Regions from separate parts of the Homo sapiens genome. Here all the other regions are linked to region 3. Evidence: chromatin loops called from intact Hi-C (ENCODE). Cell type or tissue: PC-9. All regions are shown on one strand. Each heading gives the region's core, and the rest is flanking DNA. Links, peaks and the distances in the headings are about the cores only. Region 1 overlaps CLSTN2 (calsyntenin 2). Region 2 overlaps CLSTN2 (calsyntenin 2). Region 3 overlaps LOC102724068 (a long non-coding RNA gene). Region 4 overlaps RBP1 (retinol binding protein 1).

The links. Peaks named below come from ENCODE experiments on the same cell type or tissue, not always from the same donor. Only the 100,000 strongest peaks of a DNase experiment are listed, where the experiment ranks them.
Region 1: a loop joins it to region 3, with 8 times the contacts of the local background. A loop is called at or near these places in 1 of 110 quality-filtered maps.
Region 2: a loop joins it to region 3, with 6 times the contacts of the local background. A loop is called at or near these places in 1 of 110 quality-filtered maps.
Region 4: a loop joins it to region 3, with 4 times the contacts of the local background. A loop is called at or near these places in 1 of 110 quality-filtered maps.

The regions. Positions count from the first base shown.
Region 1 is chr3:140,438,653-140,444,468 of GRCh38, reverse strand. The region is part of intron 5 of CLSTN2 (calsyntenin 2); the gene reads right to left. Among named protein-coding and RNA genes, the nearest start is that of CLSTN2-AS1, 67 kb to the left of the region's middle. In PC-9, for the core only: no CTCF peak of the experiment used is centred there; DNase peaks (open chromatin) are centred at 3,258 and 3,818; H3K27ac peaks cover 1,743 bases.
Region 2 is chr3:140,567,713-140,573,528 of GRCh38, reverse strand. CLSTN2 (calsyntenin 2) reads right to left here. Exons shown (of 17, transcript NM_022131.3): 17 at 1-5,816. Among named protein-coding and RNA genes, the nearest start is that of CLSTN2-AS1, 62 kb to the right of the region's middle. In PC-9, for the core only: no CTCF peak of the experiment used is centred there; no DNase peak of the experiment used is centred there.
Region 3 is chr3:140,627,539-140,633,354 of GRCh38, reverse strand. All of the region lies in intron 1 of LOC102724068 (a long non-coding RNA gene), which reads left to right. Among named protein-coding and RNA genes, the nearest start is that of TRIM42, 48 kb to the left of the region's middle. In PC-9, for the core only: no CTCF peak of the experiment used is centred there; a DNase peak (open chromatin) is centred at 3,374; H3K27ac peaks cover 2,634 bases.
Region 4 is chr3:139,530,939-139,536,754 of GRCh38, reverse strand. All of the region lies in intron 2 of RBP1 (retinol binding protein 1), which reads left to right. All of the region lies in intron 3 of COPB2-DT (COPB2 divergent transcript), which reads right to left. Among named protein-coding and RNA genes, the nearest start is that of RBP1, 5.9 kb to the left of the region's middle. RefSeq lists enhancers at 983-1,630, 2,277-2,778, 2,754-3,048. In PC-9, for the core only: no CTCF peak of the experiment used is centred there; DNase peaks (open chromatin) are centred at 1,574, 2,084, 2,434 and 2,844; H3K4me3 peaks cover 1,480 bases; H3K27ac peaks cover 3,398 bases.

The sequences.
Region 1 (5,816 bases), core at 270-5,269, 190 kb after region 3:
GTGACTTGCCCAAGGCCATGTAGCATTTTTTTTTTTTTGAGACGGAGTTTTGCTCTTGTCACCCAGGCTGGAGTGCAATGGCACAATCTCAGCCCACCGTAACCTCCACCTCTTGGGTTCAAGAAATTCTCCTGCCTCAGCCTCCCTAGCACCTGGGACTACAGGCACCTGCCACCACGCCCAGCCAATTTTTGTATTTTTAGTAGAGACGGGATTTCACCATGTTGGCCAGGCTGGTCTCGAACTCCTGACCTTAGGTGAGCCACCCACATCAGCCTTCCAAAGTGCTAGAATTACAGGCCACATAGCTTTTTTACAAAACTCCTCCACTATTCTGAGGATTTGCCAGAACTGAGACAACTATAATTTTTACAGATTCATGTTTAACGTTCAATTTATGCTGATATTTAAAATTAAAAGAGTGATAATCCCAATGTTGGCAAAAGATCAAGAAGTATTGTCAGTTTTATCAGTGTCTGACCTTGAGGGCAGCTTATGGGGGCTGGAGGTTTGCTTTGACACTGAAGACTGCAGAAATCCAGGCTGGAATCTCAACTCTGCCAAATGCGAGTCATGTGAATCTAGCAAAGCTGCTGTCATCTTATAGCCTCCATTGCTTCATCTGCAGATTGGGGAAAATTATATCCCCTCGTGGGCTTATGGTAGCACGAGATATGCCAGGCTAAGGGCCTAACACAGGGACCTTCCAATGAAGGCTCGGTATGGGAATATCCCACCAATTGGTTCAGGAGTGTCTCAAACTTCTCTGAACTGTCCTACTTGGAAACAAAATCTTTTCAGTTTATAAGGGGCCTAGAGACTACTTTATGAATTGTGGTTCAATTTTTTTCTTAAGTGAAGAGAAAGGGAGCAGCCTGCCCTGCCTGCTGTTTTAATAATTGGGCCTAAATTACCCTGTAAGTATTCCTGAAAAAGCTATTGGGATTTAAACCCCTTCTTTGTGGATTAAGAACTTAGAAAGATGATGATTTTATTATAACTACCTCTACATTTGGGTAACTTATGTTTTCTTATCAAGAGAACATTAACCACTTGGAAGTTTCATATTAGATGCCTACAGGGGGAATAAAGCTAATCTAAGAGACTTCTGGAAAGCATAGGCTTTGGCGCTGTTGTAATCTAAGACGTTCCGTCCATTGTTCCAATTCTGTGGTCAGAAACGATGCAGAATAATAAAAGGGAAAGAGGTAGGTGTGGCAAACACACGCTTCCTTCCTTAAATGTGCACGCACAGGAGCCTCCAGTTCTTCCTAGTCTCAGCTTCCAATGGCTGGAGAAGCATCAGGATTTCTAGGAAATTGCTGGATTTACACAAAGTGAGTGGCTGGATATTGGGATACCGGGGAGTGAGAGGGATGGGAATGGGGTACCCCAGAACAGGGATTGTTCAGGCAGCTGACACTGCAGCCAGATCTGCAAGCATTCACTATCTGCCATCTTTTAGGACTTTCTCTGAGGGATGAATGGCTTTGATTTGGGCACCAAGGGTCTTCCCCTCCTACTGGAAGAAGCTAGGAGGGTACCTTTGCTCAGCAGTGAGTGCTGTCATCTCCACTGACCATCCAGTGCATCTGAATTGGGGGTGAGTCAGGAAGCAGAGATGGGCTGGAGAGGTAAAAGAAGGTCAGATGATGAATGCTGGGTAAGAGGTTTGGATTTAATCCCAGGGCCAGTAAGGAGCCATACATAGGATGTTTAGCGAGGGTGTGAACTATCCAGACTGCTTCAGAGCCATCATTCAGCAGTTGGGTTAGTCCTGGTGTTCATTTCCAGAACAGCAGGATACTCCTGATAGCCACCCCTCGATCAATCCATGCAGGTGTCACCACTGACAGGGCCATACCAGAGGGAATTAACTTCAATTCATTGAAGTTTAGTTCAATTCTATTGAGTTAAATTTAAGAGTGTTAACCCTGCAACTGGACAGATTCAGATTCAGGGATAACCACACCACAGGCAGGGGAGGGGGCAGAGGAGTACCAGTGTCAGCCAGGAGGCAGAAGGAAGGCAAGAAACTGTGGGCACAAGGCTTTACTGTGGCTTCCATGGGAAGAAACAGGTAAGGCAGGGCAAGCATTTTAAGATTCGCTAGTTTGAATAATTCCAGTCAGCTCTTGGACGTAGTTGTCTGGTACCTGACCCTGGGGTGATTAGGGCAGGTGAATGGTGTCCCAGAGTGTAAAAGCCCCAAAAAGGGGTGTGTAGGGTTGTGGGCTCCAGATTGGTTGGAGTGCATATGAAAAGTGAGAGGGTGAGATGTTTAGGATCTCTGAGAATCAGCTAAACCCGAGAGGGACAGTCCCTCCAGGGTCAGTAAGGCCCCCAGATGTCAAAACATCAGAATATATACTAGAAAATAAAAGGCATGGTTAATATAGCATTGCAGAATGAGAGGAATGCTGGACTAGAAGAGAACTCCAGGATGTCTTCATCAGGGCCCCGTGTCAGTACAGCTCCAGGTTCAAGTGGTGCCATTCAGATGGAAATGATGTGAATAGTACTTCCGCTTCTGAGTGTACAACCCAGCAGCTGCCATGTCTCAGAAGGTGCAGACATATGTGAGGCTCGGGAGGGCTTCATGGGGCCCTGGTGTAGTGTGAGGCACTTTGGAGCCAGAAGACAAGGACCTTGGGTGCTGGGCCAGGGAGTGGGTTATTTAGAGCGTCAGAAACAGACTCTTCAAGGCCTTTGCGGAAGGGAGTGACAGAAGCTGACTTCTGAGATTCGCCTTCTCTCCTCTCTCTGCGTGGCCTCTAGGCATGAGTTCCTCAGGACCCAACGGTGGGTAGGGCCAAGGTGTCACTTAGACAGTAGAGTGCAGAGGCTGAAAGTGAGGGGTCAGATGCCTGGCTCCAGACCCTGCCTTCTCTGCTTACCAGCTGCTGCACCTTCGGCAGTTACTTAACCTCTCTGTGCCTCAATTTTCTCATCTGCAAAGTGGGAAAACAGCATAACTACATCTCATGGGGATGTTCTGATGACTAAGTAAGATGATAAATGTGAAATGCTTAGCAGAGTGCCTGACATACAATGAGTGGTTAAGAAACATGGGCTATTTTATTAGGCTTCCAAATTTTGGTTCCTTGTCACAAATCCTGCTCTCAGGAGAGACAAGGAAAGGACTATTCCTGGATCTCCTAGGGGCAGGTACTAAAACTTCTGTGAGAGAATGTTTTCCTCCTTTACGGGAGAGGAAACCAGACTGGGGAGAGAGTGGGTCACTTACTGAAGGTCCCACAGCCAGTTGGTGCAGAGCCAGCACTTGTGCCAGGTTGGACAACTTCTGAGTCAAAACCAGAAAAGAATGTCTTGCTTCTTGCTTTTAGGAATTCATATTCTTTTTACATTTCATTAACTGCTATTATGGGTCTACAACCATCAGGTTGGAAATTCAGCTGGAAGGAGGCAGGGGTGGTGAGGAATCAGAGACGCTGGACCTTCAACCCTGGATCTGCAACCAGTTTCATGCTCAGAAGCGCCCCATCTTGGTTTAATGCTCTGCTGTGGCTGTCTTAACTTTCTTAATAATTTTTAAACAACGAGCCCCTTGTTTCCACTTTATACTGGGACCCACAAATTATGCAGCTGGTCCTGCCTTACCAGCTGAGCAACCTTGGGCATATTCTTTAATCTTTCTGAGCCGCAGTTTCTTCTTTATAGAATGGGGACATTAATTAATTGCCCCAAAGGAGTCCACAGAGCATAACTGCTAGGAATCAGGGCTTTGGAGTCAGACCTGGGTGTGAATTCCAGCTCTGCCACTTGGTATTGTGTACTGTGAGCAAGCCATTTTTTTCCTCTATGTTTAGTCATGCAACATGATAATGATATCATTACCTATTTCAGAGTTGTTTATAGGGTTTCTGTGAGACAATAAATGCAAACCACTTAGCCCTGTATCTGACACATCATAGGCACACACATTTTTGAGCATTAAATTACATGGCTTTTTCTTCTCCAATTAAAAACAATTACACACAGGTACCATTTAAAAAGAAACAAAACACGAATTCTCTGAACTGAATTACGAACATAAGGAATCCCCTCTTTTCCTTTATTACTGACCCTTTTCCATTTACTATATTTTATTTTCACAAGAGTATTTTATTACCTTTTAATTCCTATGAAGAAGAGATAATTAACTACAAAATGAAAGTGGGGGAAGGATACATATCTCTGTGCCATATCCTCAGTGAAGCCTCAGGGCTGTGACTGCTGCTGTTCCTCTGCCTGTGTACTCGCTCGGTCCCTGCCCTTCCTAGGGCTGGTCCTTCTCTTCATCCAGGTCCCACCTCACAGGTGACTTTGTAAAGGAGCCCTTATTGGTATTGGCCTCACCTTGATGAGTCTCCCCCAATCTCCACCCCAGCCTCCACTCTCCCTGAGAATTTACTGATTCCTTTAAGTCCCGTTCCCACTCAGGAGCATGACTTGTACATCACTGTTCAATGCCTGGCACATAAAAGTTGCCCAACAAATATCTATGAAATGAGTGAGCAGATGTATGAAAATCAGAACACACATACACATAGATACACACCCAGACATATAAACATGCACACTCCAATTCTCACATAGGATGGTACGTATTACTTATCAATCATCTGCTTAGCCCCAACCAGCTGCCAAAGGATAGGCTGCTAGGCATTAAAATGGGAAGGATTTGAGACATGGCTGCTGTGTGTGTGTGTGTGCGTGTGTGTGCACGTGCACGTGTGTGTGTTTGCATGTGCACATGTGTGTGCTGTGTATGTGTGCACACCCCCCACCCACCTGAATTGAAATGTCGTGGACAAATGTGAATCCTGAAACTGCACTTAAAACTGGCTTCAATTTTTCTGTATATTTTTAACCTTTTTAGTCCCTAGACATTCTCAATAAATGTCAAATGAAAGAACTAGAAATCTGTTCTCAAATTTTGTCTTGCTCACGATGTTCTTTCCAGTTTCCTGATGACAGAGGAGATATAATTTGGCCCCAAATCAACACTGTGATGACTGACTCTGTGACCTAAGAAAAGCTTCACATCTATCTGGCAGACCTCAGAGTCATGCACGTTGGCAGAGACTTTGGGGCCTTATTCTGGTAGCAACTGGGAAACTGCAGGCAGCCCCTCGCTGAAGCCCAGGCTTATGTCAGGCCCTCCTCCCTGGCCTCTCACTGCCAGCCAGGAGAACTGGTGCCACTAGTTAAGGGCAGTGTGTAAAGACAGCTTGCTGAGCAGACTGCATTGGAGAGATGGCTGGCTCAGGCCTCTGAGACACCACATTCCGTTCCTGGAAGGCTTTGGCCTTCCCCATGCTGTGAGAGGAAACCATCCTATTCTGTGTGGTTCCCTCATGCCAGCATGAGTGCTTCCATTACCCACCAAGTCTCTGATCTTGCTGGTGTTGGGCACCACCTCTTTAGAGCCTGTGCCAAGCCCTCCTTTCCTTTTACCCTGGCTGTCTGGGGGGCCGTGGGTCAGCAGCCAAACTTGAAGAGAACTATGTGGTGTTCAGAAGCCTGGACCCACCCAAGGCTCGGCTGCAGCTTTCTCCCAGTCCCTTCAACCCTAAAGACCCTCAGCTCACACCCTTCTCAGCTCCCAAACAGAAACACATCCAGCAGAACTGATGCTGGAAAGGTACAGAAACCACGCACTTCAAAGCAGCCCTTCTGAAAGACAATCCTTCTAAGATCAATGAATTCAGCCAACCAGGGTACTTTCTCTTAGATGTATAGAAATGCTTCTCTCTTATGTACAATAAACATGAGCATCTTCCAGGCAATTTTTTTTAATCTCTTGACAAATG
Region 2 (5,816 bases), core at 335-5,334, 60 kb after region 3:
AGTTTAAGCTATAAATCAATAGTTGCTGGGCCTCAGGGGAAAGGAGAATTGGTGAATCCTGGCAGCCTCACAGACTTTAGAAATCAGAAGGCCCAGACAGATTCTAATTGTAAATGAGGCTGTAGGTTTGTTTTTGGATTTTTGTTTTCTACTTTTAGTAACATCCAGAATGAGTTACTGCCCTTCCAAGGAAGGCCATCCATTCCCCAAGCAATTCAGTGTTTGAATTGTGATGCTGCATGCCCCAGTCTCATTACAAACAAACAGAGCAGTGCTGCGGCAACCTGGCAACGTCCTTAAATGACCCCCTCCACACTCTGCCAGGCCCTGGGTGTCTCCACCAGCATACAGGCTGTGTAGAAAGCAGCTCTCCTAGTGACCAGGGTCACTGCTGCAGTTTCAGTGTTTCTCCACAAAATATGGCCCTCGAAGAGGCTGCTCAGCTTACAGAAACCTGGCAGGTGGCCTTCCTGGGGATGAGTGACCTCATGGCAGCCTCTCCTGGGCAGTCTCTCTCTCTAGGATAGAAGGGGCAGGCAGGCAGGAATTGTCTCATGCCCAAGGGCAGGTGAAGGATGCGGACTAGGACCAAGGTTCCTTGAAACCACTGCTTCAGTGAGTATAAACTGGAGCCAAAAAGGCCCAGGATGGGGGCTGGGGGTGGTTTGCTTTGGCACCCTCACTGCACTAGTCATTGATTTTACCTTGTTAGTTAATAGTCAGTTCTTCCCGATGCCAGCTCAAGTCATCTCCTCATCCTCTGCATCAGTGGTTCTCAAACTTTAGTGTGTGTCAGAAAGCTCATTAAATCACAGACTGCCTGCCTCCAGAGCTTCTCATTCAGTAGGTCTGGGGTGGGGCCCAAGAATATGCACTTCTCACATGTTCCCAGGTGATGCAGCTGGCCCAGGGAACCACTGCTCCTCAGCACCAAATGTAAGCCCTCAGCAGGTCTCGTGGAGGTGGGCCCTCCTTAGATCTTCAGCTCTGATGTTGGGCCTCAGGAGGGCTCCCTTGCATCAGTCTGGCTTGTGCCTTTTGAGACTTGGCTCCTGCTGGCCCCTCTACCTGCATCACCCTTCCTAAATTTCCAGGTCCACCTGGCTGCTGTTTATATTTAAGGACTGCTTCTGTCTTATTTTCTCTGAATGTCAGCTGTCAACCATGTTATTTCTGCCCAGTGGGCAGGGTAACTGGCTTTCATCCATAAGTGAACTGAGTCAGCCTTGATTGGAATTGAGGAATATTCAGGGAAATATTGCCTACTTCCCTGGAGAGCTCCTCAGTCTGCCTCAGTGATGCATATCAGGGCCCCTAGAATTACACCTGTCATCTGACTTAGGGTGGGTAGCTGTCAAAGCAAGTTACCCTGCCTCCCTAACACTAAACTTCTGTCCCCAAAGTCCTGACTGCTCGTGCACAGCTTCCAACACCACAAAGGGACATCCCAACAGCTCACAGGCCAAGAGCTCCTCATGGTCAGGGAAACATGCCTTGTTCATCCTCCCTTCCCCTGTTGCTGGCACAGGGCCTGACCCATCACAAGTGCCCAGTGAAGGTCTGCTGAATTACACTGAACATAGCTGCAAACACAGACTCCCATCTGTTTACTACCTGCATACAGGGAATATCTGTCAGCTTTCTGGGGTGCTGCTGGAGGTAACTTCTTCTGTCTCTTTTTGTCTCCCTGGGATGGAATGAAGCCTGGCTCTTAATCCACAGCCCCTGTAAAGCCAACTCTCCTTTTCCAGTTGGCACTAAAGGGAAAACTAGAGCATTATCTACATAGCAGGTATAGAATACATCTATAAAGTAAAGGAAATAAAGACAGGAAATGAGGGTACTGGGGTAGACTTCAAAACTTTCATTGCTCATTTCTTTTGCCTGCAGCTGGACAATGGAAAGTGGTTATGTGAAAATTAAATTGTGCCAAGGGCTTTTGCTTGTCAGCCTCAATAAATGTCTCATATAGATGCAGAATCCTGTACCATTCATAGCCTGCCAGAGTACATTGCAGAAGGCTTTGGGGATCCCCCAGAGGCCTAAACGTTATCTTACCTAAAAATCATCTACTTTTCACTGGCAAATACTTTCAAAGAATTAAACCCACTTACCTACTTTTTTGTAAAAACTATTTGGTTAATTTAAATGTGGGGATGATTAAAAAAAAAGTTGTCTTTTTTTCTTCTTGCTGATATTGAGCCATAGAGCCAAGAAGATTGCTAATTTCGAAGTGTGCTTGGTCGGGCTTTCTACTGATGATGTTGCTATTGATTCAAACAGTCACAAGTCTTTAGGATCATTTTTAGAGCAATGGCAAGAGTAGGGCTGAAATGAAAATCAGTCTGAGATAATGAACACTCCTGCTCAGAGATCATTATGGGCTGAGCTGTGCTGGGAAGGCACTGAGCCTTGGGGGGCTAACACTTGCCTCAGTGGAGTTAGCACTCAGTAACCAGGCAATCACCTCGATCCAAGGCTTTCAACTCTCGTGGAATATCTGTCAGTTTGTCAGTTCAGCAAATAACAAGTGTTTTGTTTGTTTCTTTTTTGTTTTCCCCCGGAACATGGACTTTTAAAACAGCTTAATTAAAAACTATGGCACTTTTTCCTGTTGTTCAGTTTGGAGGCAAAGACTACTGGGTAGTTGGTGAGAGGCTTATGAGAGCAGCTTGCTTTCTCCTGAGGTGGAAGGCTAACTTCCATGGTGTATGGTACGGGTTGCCAAACTTTGGCCTTGGGCCAAATCTAGCTGGCTGCTAATTTTCGTATGGCCTGTGGGCTGAGGAAGGTTTTTATATTTTTAAATTATTAAAAATGTAAATCAAAAGGGTAAAAAAAGATATGAAAATTACATAAATCCAAACTGCCTGCTTTTTTAGTGTTTTTAAATTGTTTTATGGAAACTAGATAAAGTTGTATTGAAACATTCATTTGTTGTACGTATTGTCTGTTTTCATGCTACAATAGGAGAGCTGAGTACAGTCATCCCTCAGTATCTGTAGGGGATTGGTTCCAGAACTCCCCTCGGACACCAAAATCCACAGATGTTCAATTCCTTTATATAAAATGCATAGTATTTGCATATAGCCTATGCACAACTTCCTGTGTTCTTCAAATCATCTCTAGGTTACTTATAATACCTAATACAGTGTAAATGCTATGTAAATCCTGTTAAACTGTATTGTTCAAGGAATAATAATGAAAAAAAGAATATGTTCAGGTCAGTTGCAACTATACATTTTTTCCCAAATATTTTTGATTCAAGGTTGGTTGAATCCATGGATTTGGAAACCTCAGATATGGAGGGCTGACTATTCTGTGACAGGTACCAAATGGCTCACAAAGCCCAAAATATTTACTATTTGCCTCTTTACAGATAGTTTGCTGACACCTGACATATAGGAATGGGGGACATTGCTTCTCACCACCCCCAGCTCTCTCACTGGATGGTCCATGTATACAAAGTAGAGCCCTTATTAAATGCAAAGATGTTGGTCTAAACCCTGCTTGATAGGATGATTGAGTAAATTCAAGAAAGTGGTAATGAGGGCTGGGTGCGGTGGCTCACTCCTATAATCTCATTACCTTGGAGGCCAAGGTGGGCAGATCACCTGAGATCAGGAGTTTGAGACCAGCCTGGCCAACACGGTGAAGCCCTGTCTCTACTAAAAATACAAAAATTAGCTGGGCATGGTGGTGGATGCCTGTAATCCCAGCTACTCGGGAGTCTGAGGCAGGAAACTCGCTTGAACCCGGGAGGTGGAGGTTGCAGTGAGCTGAGATTGTGCCACTGCACTCCAGCCTGGGTGACAGAGCAGCAAGACTCTGGCTCAAAAAACAAACAACAACAAAAGAAAGCGGCAATGAAAAGAGATTTCACTGAAATCACATTTTTGGTATCTAGATGAATTTGGGCCTTGGCTGTGCTTACAGCATTTGATCAAATGTATGATGATATATGTTTAGTATTTTTTAAGGCAGGCTACCAACTAGCCGGTTGCTTTACTCCACTGAAGCAACTCATTCTGCACTGGGATTTAAGCATTTCAATCTTCTCCTCCAACTTCTCCTCCATGTCATCTGAATCACCTGAGAGTTGTAGCCTATTTTCAAGCTCAGGAAGGCAGAATCTGGTTGTCCACTTGGCAAGACAAGCAATGAACTGGGCTGTGGCCAAACCAGTCAGCAGTTCCTCCTGGACATGAGCCTGCATCTGCCTGGCTGCCAACATCTCAGTTAGAGGTCATAGGGTGTCTAGGCCTTCAGGGGTTTTGGTTCCTGGATGCCAGCATATGGAGGGTGGAAAATGCCAGACTGATTAATGACACCTTTTTCTTGGGATCAGAATATCTGGGGGAGGGCAAGCCACATTACCCTGCTCACCTGGATACCTCCCAAAGCTTCTGTTACTGGGATATAACCACTCCCGTCTTGTTCTCATCCATGGTGAGGAAGAGGGTGTTGCGAAGATGACCAATGCCTGCCAACCCAGCGGATTCATTCAAGTGCCTGATCTTTGTAGCTGACATGCAGAGAATGACCTCTTATAGCCAGAGTTGAGGGAAACAGCTCTGATTTGTTGTCACCACTGTTTCTCTGCAAATGAGTCCACCAACCAAATGCTTCCTCAAATTATTCATCTTTGCTGCCCTAGCCATGGGCCACCTTTACCTGCTACCCCCCCTACCAAAAAAACCCCAACACATATAAAGATTTTACCTAACAGCTCTCTCAACTATGAATAAGGCAGCCACCCAGAGAGCATGAGGAACACCTTCCCTACCCAACCAGATCGAAAAGACTGAGCAAAGAGAAAAGTGTTCTCACAAACACCAGACTTAAATATTTAAAATCAAAATCTAATTCAAAAAGAATGGGTTTTAAGCATATGAAGTGTTCTTTTTGCTGCCACAATTTTGGGAGAATTCAGTTGCTCCTAAATGCCCAACTAAAGATCTTTTTTTTATTTAAATGGGATTGTGAAAACTAATCAGTCCTATAGACTTTCCTCTTGTGGATGTACAGACACAGCCTAATAGAAAAGGGCTATTTGGTTGGGAGAATTCCCAGGAGAAATATCTGTTTCCATCCAATGAATATAAAACCCCAGCTTCTTCTGGTGTTTTTCCCTGAGAAGGGAAAAATAAGAGCACTGGTTAAGTTTGTGACCGCATCCTTCTTCTCTTGTGACTTCTCTTCCTCTTCATTTGTCTCTTGTGTAATTTCTAGGCCTGTTTATTTCCCGTCTGCAAATATAATGTAGGGAAGGAGCTTATCTTATTCAGCTTTTCTTTTTCTCACAGCTATTGGTAGGATGCTTAGCACATAGTAGGTTTGCAGCAGTGTCTGTTAGGTGCATACCTATGAACATAAGTAGAATCCTGCACCAGGAGTGGAAGTTGGGGAGACTGGTCTTGTCTATACTTTTGAATGACTCTGAACAAGACATTGAATCACGAAGCCTCAGTTTACTCATCACAAAAATGTATCTAACAACAGATGTCTCAGTTACTTCACAGGATTTGTTGTGAGGTCCAAAGGAAGGAACAGATGCAGAAAACACTTTAGGAGGTGGGAAAAGCTTCACAAGGTTGTTCTCATGAATCAGAAAGTTGAAAAGACCTGCCATGGGTCCTCCCTGGGTGGAGGTCAGACTAGAGGACATTGGCAGTAGTCCCCTTCTTAAGCTGTTTTGATGACACAAAGAAAAGGCTGAGATTCTGAACTATTTTTTTTTAACATAAATGCCACTTAACTAGGGACCAGCTCTGTGCCTGTGCCAAACCAATTGGTGTGAGCTTGAGGAGGAGTGA
Region 3 (5,816 bases), core at 453-5,452:
TTTCCCCTTTTCATAAGGACACCAGTCATATTGGATTAGGGCCACTCTTTTCCACTATGACTTTATCTTTCCTAATTATGTCGTCAATTACCCTATTCCCAAATAAGATCTCATTCTGAGGTACTGGGGGTTAGGACTTCAACATATAAATTTACATAAAAGGAAAGGACATTGAAATGCTCAAGTGGGTGGGTGGGTTGCAATCTTAAATAGGGAATTCAAGGGGGGCCTCGTTGAGAAGGGGACACTTAAGTGAATGAAGGCTTCAGGAAGTAGAGAGTGGGCCATGTGTCAAGCAGAGGGAATAGCCAATGCAAAGGCACCAAGCTGGAGCAAGCTTGGGATTTTCCAGGAACAGCAGGGAACCAGTGTGGCTATAGCAGAGAGAAAGTGAGGGAAGATGGGAAGGCAGGGACCTGGTTGAGATCGTGTGGCCCTTGGAGACCTGTGAAGAACTTTGGCTTTTACTCTGAGCATAATGGGGAATTATTTGCAGACACTAGACAGTAGAGGTATGATCTGGTTTGTGTCTTGAGAAAGGTCACTTTGGTGGTGAGTTTTAGAATACATTGTGAACGGGTGGGGAAGCCATTAGGAAGCTAGGGGTGTGATCTAGACGAGAGATGACTGAGACAGAAGAAAGAGGTGAGACTTTCTGGGCAATGTCTTGAGCAGGGTAGTAGAGATGGGATTTGCTGCACAAATAGAGGGATTGGCTTTAAAAAGCCATGGCATGGTACCGGGCCTCTGAAAATATTTATAATTTCAATTCTTTCCGATTACTGCAAATTTAAAGAACATAGCAAAATATCTGGTGGACAGAAGGCCCTCAATAAAGGTCAGTTTCTTTTCTTTCCCTTGTATTCTTAAGTCTGTCTCACCCTACACTTCTCCATTCCCAATCACTCATCTTAATCTTTGCTGGCTCTTTAATCGTTAAAGAGTGTAAATTGTTGTTGGCTTAAAGCAGTACATTTTAAATTGTCCTCTGAGGAATCCTAGGTATTTGAGACAGTGCCGTGGGGCCCAAGTGGGGGTCAAATAATGGCTAACTGGAGGGATCTTGAGCTGTCTCTGCCCAATCCCCAATTCATACAGAAACACTTATACCTGTGGTTTGTACAGGGCTTTATCTTTTTTAAAAAATTGTTTCTACTTTAAAAAAATCCATTGTCTTAAAGCATTCCTCCTGTCTGAGATATTTTAAACCTTTTAAAACCAAATAAATTAGTCTTTAATGGTCAAATTTTAGATCCTGGTTCTGCTAGTTTTACTAGTGTTTTTCATATAGGCTTTTCTACTTTATCAAATAATAATGATGATGATGATCACCAATATTTGTTGAGGGCTAAACTTGCTCTTGTTTAGAATCCTGCCTAGGAAATTGTAAAGAATGAAGCTACACATAAAGTCATAGATCCATACAGGCATAGAAAGTAAGAGGTTGGAGTACCCTTTTAAAAATTCTCATTTCACCCTCTCAATTTATTAACAAAATAACAGAGGAATGTTGACTTGGTCAAAGTTACCCAAGAATAGCTGAATCGAGAATCCAAGTGACTTGTGTCTCAGGTCACCAGTTTTCCCATTATATGCTGCTGGGAGGCAGGTGTCCTTAGATTAGGATAGAGAGTGTCATGATCCAGCTTTTGAAACAAAAGGTAGACACGGAGTATGTACTGAAGACATTTGATGTGACATTTACCATCCCTGGGAGTTCAGGTTTACAAGCTCCACCACATTTAAGAGCCCTTTAAACTCTCTAATTGCTCATTTATCTGATGTTACACAAATAGTCCCCACAGATACAGACTGACAGGTAAACAGCTTGTTGAGAATTTATTTAAAATGATAAACTAACATAATGCATCTTCTCTTGAGAGAATTACCAAAAGCACAGGATTGCACTGCAGTTTGCAGCCATATTTCTTCCATAGTCACTATTGGCTGTGACCTTCTAATTTTCTTGGGGAATGTTTCATTCCTTGATCCGTGAATTACTGCACTGTAAGCAAACCTGGCAGATCTTTTGGGAACAGAAAGATTAGGGCAACCTGGTGAAGGTAAAAAGAAAACACTCTGGGTATTGGCCAGATCTGGATGGAAATCCTGCCTCTGCCTCTTATATCTGGCTTTCTATGGGCAATCTCTTCAGCTCACTATGCCTCAGTTTTCTCTCAGTAAAATGGGAATTATAGTAACATCTACCTCACTGGATGGTTGTGAGAGTTAAATGAGCTAAGTTGATACAGAAGCCTTCCCCCCAACATCTCTGACTCATGCTTCCCAGCTTCTCCTTGTACTCTGGTGATGGAGAGCTTCTTTCTTCTGCCTGAGGAAGCTCATTTCACTTCCCACTTGGGAGATCTCTCTTTTGGGAAACTCTTAAGTTGAGTGAATATGTGGTAAAGCTCAAGGAAACATAGAGTCACTTGGGAACTATATCCCAGTATTGGGACCCAGGTTCTTTGAAGTGTTGCTTTCTTTTTATGAAATCATTTTATTTTTATTGACCAATTTTGGGGGACATTTATGCTCCCAAACGGTGAGCCACGTTTCTTTCTAGGACACATTCCCCTGTTTAATTTACAATAAAAGTTTTTTAAATTCCAAAGGAAAATAAGCAATTTCTTAATGGAATTAAGTCAACAACGTATTTACTTTGTATTAGCTCTGAGCTAAATGCGAACTCTCAGGTTTTTCTTGTGCTAACTGCATGAAAAGGAGCATCAGCCTTATTATTCATAATGCTCATTCTGTGACATTCCTGAGTTTGCTTAACACTATTTCGTCAGTGTGATTACTTTGAACAATCTGAGTCCTTGTCAGTACTGCATGACTTGCTTTTATTAGGTAGAAGGGGTTCCACTAGTTGGGTTCTAGACATGGACACTTGTTGCAGCAACACAATTTCCCCTTGATAGTTAAGATTAATCGTCCCAGGCAGAAGAAGAATCGACTTCTTTGCCTGTTGTAACCCTAGCATGCAGAATCCAACATGACTGGGTCTCAGTCTTGACTTCCAACTCAATGAAACCATTGTTGTGTCACCCAGTGACAATATTTCTCTCTTGGGATCTAAGACTTTTTAAAATAGTAGAGCCTGAAAGTATAGGGACAGGAAGTATCAATTCTTCAAGTTGAAAGGGGCTATTCCTACTTCCATCTTTTGATTCCTGGACCCATGTACACTAGTTTTGGGGGAAACAGTACCATATGTTGGACATAGATTCAACAACATCTTTTAGGATAGTACCCCAACCTTGCAAGTATTGTTTCCCAGCTGGCTCTGTAATGAGTCTTCAGCAAGCTATTCTATGATTCTATCAATCTAGCGATGGGGTATGTGGTAAGACCAGTTGGAATTCCATGAGCATGAGTCACTGTTATGTTTCTTTTGCTGTGAAAATGAGTTATTTGGTCAGAAGCAATATTGTGAGTGGTAAGACAGTGAATAAGCATTTCATACATCCGCAGATGGCAAAGGGCAGAGTAGGCTGATTTGCATTCTGTAGAAAGGCCTATTTAATAGTGGAGAGAAACTGTTGCTCCTCTGTGATGGAAGAGATCCACTGTAATTAATGTGCCACCATGTGACTAGATGGTTTTCCAGAAAATGGCACCACATTGGGCTTTCAGCATTGATCCCTGCTGCTGGCAAGTTACTACTCAGCAGAGGTGGTAGGCAGATTAGGATTGATGGGTGGAGGCCCTTTTTGAGTTCATACATAGCCTCCATTCCTGAGTGGGATGAGTGAGCAATCACATAGGACACAAATGTACACAACTCATCCCCATTTGTAGGGGTACACCCACATACTCTCCCTGCAGACCTCCCTGGGGAAAGACATATTTTTCTTGTTCTTTTCAAACACCATCTGTGTAGCCAAACCATTAGCCACTGCCTGTGAATCATTGTAGACCCGAGTTCCTGATAATCTTATCCAGACAAAGTAGATGACAAAATGTGCTGCTCAATGGTCTAGGAGGGTCTCTCTTGACTACTATTTTTTGAGATACTCCTGATTGGGGTTGAACTTCTGCAGCTGCCACTTTCAGTTTGTACCAGCATATTGTGCAGTAATATCTGTAAATCAGACCTAAGTTTTTATTATTTGTCAAATGGTCATACAGATTTTCTATGATGCTGAAGGTTTGAGATGAGGGAGAGGTAAAGTGAGAGTCTCAGCTACTTGCTCATGGAATTTACTTGTGCCCAAAGGACCTGTTCAAAATAGATCTTGTATATACCATTTTACATGATGGAGCTGCTGTACATACCTAGTCTTATGGCTTTACCAAATGGACAAAGAACAGCTCATATCTGGTCATTTGATGTTTCACAGACAGGTATTCATTCTCTCCTGGTGTATAAGCCAAAAATTCTCTCTCAACAGGTGTAACAGTTAACATAACTACATAAAGTGGTCGCGGCCTTGCTTCAAAACCCTAGAATCTTGTGCTGTTATTTATCCTCTTTTAGGAGAATTCGAGAGGCTTTATACAGTATTTTTCTTGCCTTAGATATCTCAAGTACTATTGTGTGTTTGGGGTCACGTGATCTAAAGGCAAAACAGCTTGCATTTCACCAAACCTGCCCAAAAGCCTTCATTTGCTTTGTTCCACCACACAAAACTGGGGGTAATGTGAGCTACTCAGTAAACAGGTCAGAGCAGCACACTCAGATGTGTTATATACTGCTTTTAAAATCCAAGAGACTTATCAAGGATTGGATCTCTTTCTTAGTGGTGGGCAATGCAGGGAGCAGAAACAACTTTTATTTTGGAAGCAATGTCCTAACAAATTCTCAGACCATTAAGCCTCCAGAAAATTGCACCAAGTTGGTTGGTTTCTAAGTTTTAATGGAGTTTATCTCCTATCTTTTAGTAGTGCATGTACTGGTAGGCGTTTTATACTTTTCACCATATCCAATCAGCATGAATGTCATTTTAATAGATTAGTATAATGATTTGTAGAATGTCAAGATGACTAAGTCTCTGTGGCTAGATTATGACAGAAAGCAAGAGAATTAACATAGCCTTAAGGGAAGAGAGGGAAGGAAGGTGTATTGCTGTCCCAAACATAAATGAAATGAATTCTGAAGGCCCAGATGAGAAAGAGAGAGAGAATTGGCAGAATAACTGCCTACCAGGTGCCAAGGATTGTATTGATTTGCTTCATTAAAAAGATACTATATTTGGAACACCACCCGATCAAGTTTGCAATAATTCATTGTCATTCTTCTTTATAGGCCAATGAGTGAGTTAAATGGGTATGTGATAGGAATTACCACTCCTGTATTAATCACGTCTTGTGTTACTGATCTCTGTGATTCCCAGTGGGATGTGGTGTTTCTTTTGGAATAACTATTCTGGTAGAGAGAGGAAGTTCCAGAGGCTCCACTTGCTTCTTTCTGCCATAATAGTCACCACTCTATAGTTCAAGGGGTCAGTATAGGAATTCTACCAGTTGCTCAGTATGTCTATTCTGATTATACATTCTGGAAATTGGGAGTGATCACAGGGTGAGTATGTTGATTCACTGGACTTACTGTGAGATGTTCCCTGGCCAAAACTACTTATCATCTATTCTCCGTAAGCCTCAATATTAAATGTTACACTACAATGCAACATTGAGATATTAGCTTCAACTTAGCTCATATTTAGGAATTCTAAAGGTTTCACAGTACAAAGTAACCATCATAAATGGCCACAAGTCTTTCTGGGTAAGACTTGTAGAAAGATTTAAATTTTTTACCTGTGGATGTAATGCAGGGACCTCCTCAGAAGGGCTCAATATTACCTTCAAGGGGCTTT
Region 4 (5,816 bases), core at 266-5,265, 1.1 Mb after region 3:
CAACACTCGCAACACAGTGTGGCAAAGAAAAGCACAGGGTGGGAGTGAGGGGATGGGGACTACCCAGAGAAGGGGATCCCAGAAGAATTTCTGAAAGAGGTGACTTCTGTGCTTCATTGTAAAATAAAGCAGGGAGGTAGAAGGGAGGGTTTTGGATACAAAGGAAAGGACAAGGGCCACCTTTTCTTCTCACTACAGCATCAGCGTCAATCGAGCATCAAGCAGTAGTCGAGCAGACCGTGCAGATTCAGCCACTGGACGAATCCAGTGAAACTGGTCTAGGATGCATGGTTACTATCACTGCCCCAGGACTCAGGGATGCCCACTCTCAAGTAGATAGCCATTCGCTCACCTGTTGTGGCCTGTTGGGAGATGGAACAGCCTGTCTGCTCTGCTCAAGCCTTCGCCTAGCCCCATGCAGTACAGAAAAGCCCTTCTCTCTGGGCTGGCCGCTGGGTGGTATGCTGCTTTGGACTGCCGGAAGGACATGGCTGGATGGGGGTAGGATGATAGAATTAGAGCAGCTGTCAGGCCTGAGACTTGTGAATGGAGGGGAGCTGGGTACCCAGAGGCCACCAGCTGGGCTCTCTGAGGGCCGCCAGGGGTCCTGGACAAGGTGGTTGCCAAAGATCACTTTCACTGCTACCCCCTCTGCCTCACACACTGGGCACCCATCAGCCAGGAGCAGTGGCCCAGAGGAGTTTGTTCCCAGCATATTACAGGAGTCCCATTCTCACTTGGGATCGGTCATTCGTCTATTTTTTTCATTCCTCTCTGGACACCACAAGCATCTCATGGTGCTTCCACTATCTTTGCAACCCCTGTGTCAATGAGACAAATCACACACGATTCCTGCCCTCATGGAGTTCAGTGTAAGGAGGAGGCAAATTGAAGCAGCCAATCACGACGTAGTGGACACTGTGCTGATACAGGCAGAGAAGCACTCCCTGCTCGGTCTGAGAGGTCAGGGAACGCTCCCACAGGAATTGGAGTCTGAACTGTGGCTTATAGGATAGACAGGAAGTAGCCAGGCAAACAGAAAGGGGTTGAAAGAAAGGCCACGGCCGAAAGCTGTCCCACACCAAGCCCTGGGCTTGGCCCTGGGGTCGCAGAGGCAACAAGGCCTTCTGGACACCCAGGCCAGTGGAGGAGACAGGCACATCTTCAGGCCATTACAGCTCAATGCATGATGGGAGCACGGTGGGCTGGGGAGCATACAGCTGGGAGTAGGAAAGCAGTGGTCAGGGAAAGTCCCAGAGGAGGCGACAGCTGAGAGGGGCCTTAAAGGACTAATTAGGGCAGATGTGGAGAAAAGGATAAGAGCTTTCCAGTAAGCGGGAACCACATGTACAAAGGCCCAGGGTCAGAAAAGCCTGGCTGGGAGGGAGTTTCAGAGGTGAGAGAGGAGCAGTCTGCGAAGACTTCAGCATGCCTGGAGTGCAAGATGTGGCTGGGAGAGAAGAGAGCCAGGAGAACCTGGCAGGGAGACTTGATGTGACCCTGACAGGCCTCTGTGAGTCCTTGCTGGGAGAGGTGTGGCCAGGCTGACATCCCTCCCCAAAGGGCAGAGGCTCTCACTGGCTGAGAGATCTCTGATCCTGCCTCTTTTCCATGGGAACCTTATCTGTATTCTAGAACTGCAGCCAGAGGGTGAAACCCAGCCTGCAGATGTGTTTTGTTTGGCCTGTACAATGTTTGAAAAGCTTCAGAGTCAGTTGCCAATAATTGCCAAAGATTGTAAGATTTCACAGAAAATCCGTATTTCTGGCTGTTCTTAACAAAAACAACAAGAAAAGGAAAGGCCCTGGAAACACTGGGCACCTGTTTATTCCTGCACTGCGTGGATCCCTGGAATATGTTGCAGCTGCTCCCTTTAGATGTTACATTTCCTAGTTTACCACAGTCTTCAGCCCATCCTGTTACCTGAAGTCAAGGATCAAATGGCCATTTGTCGCTGTTTGCACTGTGGGTTCCTTTAGAGCTGTGGATCCCAAAGCAGAGGCAGCAGCAGCAGCAGCAGCATCACAGGGAACCTCTTAGAAATACAGATTATCTGGCCACACCCCTGGCCTACTGAATCAGAAACTCTGGGAGTGGGGCCAGCTATCTGTGGTTCAATAAGCCCTCCAGGTGGTTCTGATGCAACTAAAGCTTAAGAATCACTGCTCTGGAGTAAAGAAACATACTCTGTTCCTGTGTCTCTATAAAAAAATGGAAAACTGTAAAATTAGGTGTACAGGGCCATGGGCATGTAGAGGGCCAGTTTGGCCCATCACCTGAGTCCTATGGACATTGCAGTCCATGCCCAGAACCACCTGAAACAGCTCTGTGTTCTCTCCCCAGGTGGAGGGGTGGAGGGACTCAGATCTGGGCGGCTCTGCATCACTAGGCTCACATTTCCAGTCTGATCTAATCAGATTTTATGTGACCACAAACAGCAGGCACTATTTTGGTAGAGATATACAAAGTCTGGGCTCAGCTGAACAGACACAGGGCTTTTCTCCATTGCTTCCTGCATGCCTTTGTCCATAAAAATGTGCGATCAGGCCCAGCAAGGAACCAGCAGCATTTGTTGAATATAACACATATGTGCTTTGGCAGGGTGGGAGCTCTTGAGAAAGGAAGGTGCTCTGACTTCAGATAGTGTTTTCTCACTCCCGAGGAAGCGAGCGCCTCAAAATGATTTGGTTCTTTGTCTCGAAGTCCCCCCAGCATGAGCAGGTTTTGTGGGAGAAGACTGAGCCTCGGCCAGGAATCACAGCCGTGAGCCTGGCTCTGCGGGGGTGGCAGAAGGGCCATTTGTCATCCCCGTGTCCAGGTCATGTTTTTCCTGTAGGAGATGGCTTTGTTCACTCGGGGAACAGGCGCCTCCCCCTGTGGCTGGAGCCTCAGCTTCATATCCATCGTTGAACTTAGGATGACCCCTCCACAGGGCCTGCCTTCTGCTCCCAGCCCTCCGCCCCTCTGTCGCTTTCTTTGTTTTTATTATAAAAGGAAAATATTCAAATAGCACAAGAAAGTATGGGCTGAAAAGGGCCCCTTCCCCCACTTGGCCTGATTCCCACTTGGTGGATCTGTCCGGAAATCTTCCTCAGACTTATAATTGATCTATCTATTGATTAGGCAGTTGGCCAAGGTCTCTATCTAAAACCAAAAGAAAGAAAGGAAAAGAAAAAAAGGAATCCACTTCTCTACATATTTTTTTAACTCAGTGATATTTCTTACACATTTTTCCATATCAGCACTTACAGATTTTCTAAGTTCTTTTTTAACCGTCTATGTTTCCTTTCCTTCCCTCCCTTGACTTCCTTACTTACATCCTTCTATTTCTCCACCCATCCATCCATCCATCTAATTATATATGGTAATACATGAAATCCAACAAAGTACTGTTGACACTTTGGTTTAAACTCTTGCCAGCTTTCTGATCCTATTCTTGACCCATTAAAGAGATTTTTTGATTTGTTTTAAAAAACACACACACACACACGCACACACAATGCCACTGGCTAAATTAACTCCCTGGGCTGCAGCGCTGAGAATGCCGTTGGATGTGGGAGCCTCTGAGAGCTGCCCCTGCCCAGATCAGGCACCCGGCATTCAGCTGGGCCCTTTCCAGGCTAGAAACACAGGATCTCTTTCATGTCTTAGCTAAAGTTCTCCGACCTTTGAAATCGGTGTCAGCAGCGTGCTTTTGAGGATTACAAAAAGAAGAATTAAAGCAACCCAAATAAAATTCACAAAGTAGCTTTCAAAAATCACACTGCTTTGTTGGGTTTTGGGTTTTGTTAGGCAGGAACAAAGGAAAATAACATGTACTGAATCTTTACTAAGTGCCATGCCTGCCCCAATTGCTTTTTGTACTTTTTCTCCTTTGGTCCCCACAACAAATGCTGTTCAGTAAGTATCATTATACTCATTTCACAGATGAGAATCTGAGGCTCAAAGAAGTGAAGTGCCTTTTTAGCCCAAGGTCACCCTTGGGCTAGCTGGTGGCAGAGGAAGAATTCTAATTAGTCTGTTTATAAAGCTCTCTACCCCAAGGTCTCCCACAGAGCTTTGCTGAAGGCCAGCACCTCAGTTCCTTATTGTGAGCCTTCTCACAGTCTGAAGGTAAACCCAGGCAGTTTTGACAAGGCCTAGGATGAGTGAAAGGAGCACCGGTATTAGAGTCAGAACATCTATTTGAATTCTTCTCGATTATCTGACAGCGGCCTTAAATGATTAGACACACTGCCTTTGTTTTCATATCTGCAAAACGGGCATCATAATTGCTGCTCAGCGTGTCTCACAAGGCAAAGCTGAGGACCATAGAGATAGTACAGGGCACATGAGCTTGGGAAGCCACAATACTATGTGAGAACAGGGCCAGGGCCTGTGATACCCGAGACTGAGGGGCATGGCATAATCACTTATGATGGCCAGGTATTTACTGAATGAATTACAGCTGTTTGTTTTTCTGACCAACATTGTTCCTCCACCTCCCACCCAAGAGAAGCACTGTTTTCTTTATGGTGGGAATTACTCCTCCTCAACCTTTTGGGTCCTGGTGGGGCTGCAAATCATAGTACCCTGTCTCTTCTGGGAAGAGCACCTTCTGATAGGGTGATCACAGTGTCCCGTGGCCTGTCACATACTTGTGTATGTGGCCCAAGCTGGGCCAGTCACCATTTCCTGGGAGTTAATTTAGGAACCCTGAGAGACAGGTGAGTTCTATTCCGTTAAAGGTTGATGAGCTGTTATGATGTAAGCTTGGTGTTCTCTGAGGCCAGTCCCCTTACCCCACCTTCCTTAGCTGCATGGAAAAATCCAATTGAAGGAAAGTAAAAGATGAGGCCAATAGAGACAGAGAGAATGCAACATTAGAGGGTTACTAGAGTTCCTGACGCACCATTCCTAGATTTTCCATGTACTTCAACCAATACATTTTTTTTCTTTCACCTTAAGTTATGTGAATTGGTTTCCTGCCACTTGCATCTGAAAACATCCTAAGACATTCAAACTCCAGATATCAAGCGTTAAGACCCACATAAGTAGTTAGAGCAGTGGTTCTCAAATTTGAGCATGCCTTACCCCTAGAATTTCTCATTCTGAAAGTCTGGGGTGAGGCTTGAGAACTTGTTTTTCTAACAGGTTCCTGGATGATGCTGATGCTGTTGGTTCAAGGACCATGCTTTTGATAACTACTAACAAAGAAAAACAAGGAAGCAGGCTGGCCTGTGCCTAGTTTCCTGTGATTTTTCTCATCATGATTCAATGTAATAAGCCTGTGCTGGGGTAAAATGTGCCTAGTTCTAGGGGATGAATGAGAATAGGTAGGTGTAGCTCCATCCCAGGATCAGGGTAGTGGGGGATGAAGACTGCCTGGGGACCTCAATCTTGCAGCAGCCCACAGTGGTTTGCAATTGAGGGTCCAAGTAAGTGATACCAATAGTGTGTGCAGCTGGACAGGTGTGAGGTACAACAGAGCAATTAGGAGCTTTGACTTTGAGATGGACCTGGATTTGAATCCTGGTTCTGCCGTACAGCTGTTTCCTTGGCAAGGGTACTTTATCCCTCTGAGCTTCAATGTGCTCATTTGTAAAAGGAGCCAAGGGTAATACCCACCTAATGGAGTTATGTGAGAATTAAATATGGTGATGAATTATTTCTGTTTCCTGTTGCTGTGTAACAAACCACTCTGAAACTTAGTACCCTAACTCAACAATATTTATTTTGTTCACAAATCTGCAATTTGGACAGGGCTCAGTGGGGATGCCTTGTCCCTGCTGCCTGCCCTGCCAGTGGGGAGGTAGAGGATCCACTTTCCAGATGGC